2 separate regions of the Mus musculus genome follow, and region 1 is linked to region 2. A link is a loop called in an ENCODE intact Hi-C map of the cell type or tissue named here. Cell type or tissue: gastrocnemius. All regions are shown on one strand.

Evidence for each region. Peaks named below come from ENCODE experiments on the same cell type or tissue, not always from the same donor. Only the 100,000 strongest peaks of a DNase experiment are listed, where the experiment ranks them.
Region 1: a loop joins it to region 2, with 3 times the contacts of the local background. A loop is called at or near these places in 11 of 42 quality-filtered maps.

What each region holds. Positions count from the first base shown.
Region 1 is chr1:34,398,002-34,400,501 of GRCm38, forward strand. No RefSeq gene overlaps it. Among named protein-coding and RNA genes, the nearest start is that of Mir5103, 34 kb to the right of the region's middle. In gastrocnemius, no CTCF peak of the experiment used is centred here; DNase peaks (open chromatin) are centred at 1,351 and 1,603; H3K4me3 peaks cover 303 bases.
Region 2 is chr1:34,301,154-34,303,653 of GRCm38, forward strand. Dst (dystonin) reads left to right here. Exons shown (of 103, transcript NM_001276764.1): 99 at 708-779; 100 at 1,677-1,879; 101 at 2,268-2,378. Among named protein-coding and RNA genes, the nearest start is that of Gm26788, 120 kb to the left of the region's middle. In gastrocnemius, no CTCF peak of the experiment used is centred here; no DNase peak of the experiment used is centred here; H3K27ac peaks cover 19 bases.

The DNA of each region.
Region 1 (2,500 bases), 97 kb after region 2:
GGAGGATGGCAAGTTGGCCAGCCTGCGCCAAGGATATCTTGTCTCAAGAAAACAAATAAAACACACACACACAGGCACACACACGGGCACGCACACGCACACATATGCAGGTGAGTGCATACTCTCATGCACAAATAACCAAGAAACAAGATATTCAGGGGTAAGTTTGCACCAGAAAATAAATTATGCTATTCTTTAGAGAATAAACTTTCTGCTGACTTAAAATCAAGGATTTATCAGAGAAGAAAACAAAACCCTGACTCACCTGAGGACTCTAGCATATAAGTTTTTAGATGAGGAAAAGTAATGATGAGAAAGAAAGGGCTTATCTCTGATGAATCGTCTGGGTCAAGACAGCTCTCGAAGACTGAGACTTGAGGACCGCAGGGAGAGATGGGTAGGGAGTAGTAATTGCTTTTACCCCTGTTACTTCAAAATGAAAAAAAGAAATTAAAAAAAAAAAAAAAACCCAAGAACATGACTGTTTCTAAATGTGGAGGAGGAGAAAGTTTTTTGTAGATAAAAGGGAGAACATAGCCAGAGGCAGACACATCTGGAAGAGCCCAGAGTGGACGTGACCAGGCTGCGTTGGGCCATGTAAGCAGAAGTAGAGGGCAAGGGAGAAGGAAGAGAGGGGCAGGTGAAGCAGCCAAAAGGTCAAAGGTTAAAAAGGGGCAGGTAACTAAACCATCTGGATGATATATGGAAGAGCCTTTGCGGGAAGGACAGCCCAACCCCTGGGCTGGAGAGTTCAGGAGTAGGGGACAGCTGTACCCTATAACAGGTAGGGACTGGGCCATGTTGAGAACCTGGCAGTCAGGTCTACTTTGATATGTTAAACAGGCACCTCAGCCATTGGGGTTTGAAACGTAACAATTTTAATGTCTGATAATTGGGGATTCATAGGAGGCAGCTGCCTTGATTTTAGACACTTTGAGAACCGTGAAGCTCAGTTCTGGGGAAGCACTTCAGTGTCCTCTACTGGGAAAAGGACTTTACATATCTCCATGAAGTTCCTACAGAGTTCAGTTCACCAGAGCCTCAGGAACAAAAACGGAGACCAGAACATTTTCCGGAAACTTCTATAATCCCACTTTATAATCCCATAATAGAGACTACGTACTCTGCATAAGAGAAAAGATCATCTCAGGGTCTGGATATTTTCTTTCTGAGCTCTTTAGAGAAAGATCAGAGCTAACAAACCAGGTAGGATGGAAACTCCCCTTGATATGTTGTCTTTACTCAGAGAAAAGCAAACTGCAGACCTAAGGCAGCAGGGAGGTCAGGGTACCAAACTCCCGCTGTGAGATGCAGCAGGGACTTGCAATGGGAAAGCAGCTGCCTAAAGCCCTGTTCACCAACGTCCTGTGTGCTGCTAAGGATGGAGATAAGTCGGATTTTTGGGAGGGGTCTCCCCAAAGGGTCCAGCACACAGTCTTCTTTCTAGCCAGAGAAACTCCGTTTATCTGTGAACAACATCCTGGAGAAAGTGGCCCTTGGAAATGCTATCTGTGAAATGTCACTGTGTGCTAGGGACAGAAGCTGTTTGTTTCCACAGAGGTAAGGGCGCCCCTGCGGCTTTGGATGCTCATCTGCCTTTGCTCCAGAGTTCTCATTTACGGCACCTGATACTGCTGCATCTGCCAGGACACATTAGTTCCATCTCAATGGCTGCCTCTGCCAATTAGAAAGAATTTAGCATTAATGAGGGTCTGGACAACTAAATTGCTACCCATCGCTAACTCCAGAGACAACTGGGAGGGAAACATACTCCTTCAAAGACAGAAATGTGTTTTTCCACTCTAGCATAAACACACAATGATAATACGTTTATCTTGGCAGCCAACCTATTTACTGTGACTGATTACGTCAGCGTTCAGATCTGCTGTCCAGTAAGAGTCTGAGTCAGCCCAAGACAGTCCAGTTCAAATTATGCTCCCTTCCAACTGTCTAGATGTTCTGAGTTCTCACCTACTACCAACACAGACAGTTTTGTTTTCAAATCAGAGTTGCTCAGGGTCCTGAAGTGATTGTTCCAGGGTGGAATAGTTTAGTAAGGGGCAGGAGACATTTATGAAAGCATGTTGGATTATCTTATTTTTTTTTCTGGCTTTTGTCTTTGCTTTAATTTCTTTTGATTCCCAATTTTTTATTAGATATTTTCTTCATTTACATTTCAAATGCTATCCTGAAAGTCCCCTATACCCTCCCCCTGCCCTGCTCTCCTACCCACCCACTCCTACTTCTTGGCCCTGGCAGCCCCCTGTACTGGGGCATATAAAGTTTGCTAGACCAAGGGGCCTCTCTTCCCAATGATGGCCGACTAGGCCATCCTCTGCTACATATGCAGCAAGAGACATGAGCTCTGGCGGTACTGGTTAGTTCATATTGTTGTTCCACCTATTGGGTTGCAGACCCCTTCAGCTCCTTGGGTACTTTCTCTAGCTCCTCCATTGAGGGCCCTGTGTTCCATTCAATAGCTGACTGTGAGCATCCACTT
Region 2 (2,500 bases):
AATATGTGTGTGAGAGTGTGGTGTGAATAAAACAAAATGAGACAGAATTGAGCACAAAATTAAAATTATGCAACCAGAAAGTGCAATCACCATAAGATGCATACGGCTGCTGCTGGTCTGACACAGCAAGCTGTTCCACAGAAAGCTTCTTAGATATAGAAAAATGATGTGCTCCAATAATACAGTAAGAACATAAAAAAGCAACCTAGCCTTTGTTGGCACTGCTACAGCATTTTTTTGTCCTATCTGCAACTGTGTTACACTTTTCTGTGACTGGAACTGCAGTGGGCTTGCTCACCACATACACATCAGTAGGGTTCTTAGACTGCACCCTTGAGATGGGTACAGCATCAGCCAGGTGATAAAGTCCCTCAGCTCCATTACAGCCCATTGTGTCATTTGGGGCGTCATGGACTGCACTGTGCAAAGAGTGCAGCCCGAGGTAAAGGCAGCTCTGAGTAGGACACCACAGTGGAGCTACAAAGCGCCCTGAGGGGGACGGGCTAGCATGGCTGGCTGAGCCTTTGCAGCTGTTTCTTCCGGGTTGAGTCGGACCTTGCAGAGCTTCTTCTCCTGATGTGCCTTCTCTCCTAACTGTGTGCTAAAAGCTGGGTCTGAGCTCCCTCTGCACATCCAACCACTGTACTTTGTTTCCTCTGCTAACAGCGTTCTTTAATGTGACCGGAATCCTGTGTCGTTTCTTCTAGTTCACCATCACGGGAGTAAAATGTTGCGTTCGGAATCAAACTCTTCAATTACTGCTACTCAGCCTACTCTAGGTCGGCACCCCCCCCTTGGCTCCTCCCTCTCCCTTTTCTCTCTTTCACCTTCACATTCCCGCTTTCATGATTTGTTTTAATATTAATACGCTTCATTCACGCGTATGGCTTAACTCACATGCAGCGAGCTGGGGCTTCTAGTCATAAACTCTGAAAACGCAACACGCTCAGTGTTACACAGCGATCAAGCACATGCTAACACGTTGCCCATCGGGTCCTCGTGGAGCGTTCTCCATGTGCATATGTGTTTGTGTGAGTGCTACATCACCGGTGGCCTCTAGTGGATTCCTGGGTCTGGTGTCTGTTACTGCATGTTGGTAAAACCGTTTGGTTTTGGTTTGGGTTTTTGTTTTTTTTTTAAGGGCCAAAAAATTAAAATGCTAGTTGCCTCACTTGAGTGAAAATTCTGAAAGCTTTTATGTTATCTACATGACTAACAAGCCATCTCTGATTTTATATAATTGTTTAATCCCGATCCTAAATACTGGCATTCTCCGGACCTCGGCAATACATGTAAAAGACACGGCCCCGCCTTCCTCAGTGTGGTGTAAGGGTGACAACGTGTGGGCATCCGTAGCTGGTGGACTAACGGTAGCATGAGCTTTCCATTTTCATGCTGACTTTGTTTTACACTGGCTATTCCTGCTGCCGTCTAGTGTTAGAGTGAGCCCGCCCCTCCCCATCTCCATGGTCCCTCGTTTCTGAGAGGAATGCATTGTGAAGGAATGCATTTTTAACTTCTTGTTATGCTGAGTTGGAGCTGGCATGGCAAAAAGATGTTCTCGAGGTCCTCCGCGTGCTGTGTGGTGCCAGGTGTGCCCTCCCTCCCACAGAGACTGAAGGCTTTCTCTTCCTGTCTGTTCATTGTTCTTCTTTTGCCGCCTGCGTGCAATCCAGCTAAAGGAAGGACCAACATGGAGCTGCGGGAAAAGTTCATCCTAGCAGACGGTGCCAGCCAGGGTATGGCCGCCTTCCGACCGCGAGGCCGCCGATCTCGCCCTTCATCCAGAGGAGCTTCCCCCAACAGATCCACTTCCGCGTCGAGTCATGCCTGCCAGGCAGCCTCCCCACCGGTGCCTGCTGCCGCCAGCACACCCAAGGTAGGACTCCAGGCTGTGGCCCTCTCTCCCAGCGCACCCCTCATCCACAGCATCCTGGCAGGTGTTTCATTTCCCTAGTAGTCGTGGACCAGCCACATCCATTTGTATCTCTTCGCTCCATATTTTTAAACGTGTTCTGTCCAATGACCCATGAAGCCATTGTCTGTACAGGGTTACCCATCCAGGGGCTTTGTCGTCTCTCAGGTTGAGTTTTCTGTTTAAAGCTTTATTTTTTTATTAAAAATTTTGGTATTCCGGTTTGTCATCAGCTCTGTCTACCCTTGCCTTCATTACCTGTGTAAAGTGACTCCACGGTGAAGACCTCTTCTCTGTGGCTTTGTTTCTTACTGGCTCCCCTTTACATTTGATGTACCGTTGTTCCATGCAGATTCTCCATCCTTTAACACGCAATTATGGTAAACCATGGTTGGCAAACAGCAAAATGTCAACTCCCTGTAAAGCAGCAGAATGCCCCGACTTTCCCGTGTCATCCGCAGAGGTATCGTAAGGCCCCAGACCGCAGTCTTAACAGCCTTCTCTGGCTGACACTCACCTACTAACACCGCCTCACCACTGCCCTGATGTGTGCACTTCTGATAATACTACATCTTCCTGTTAACT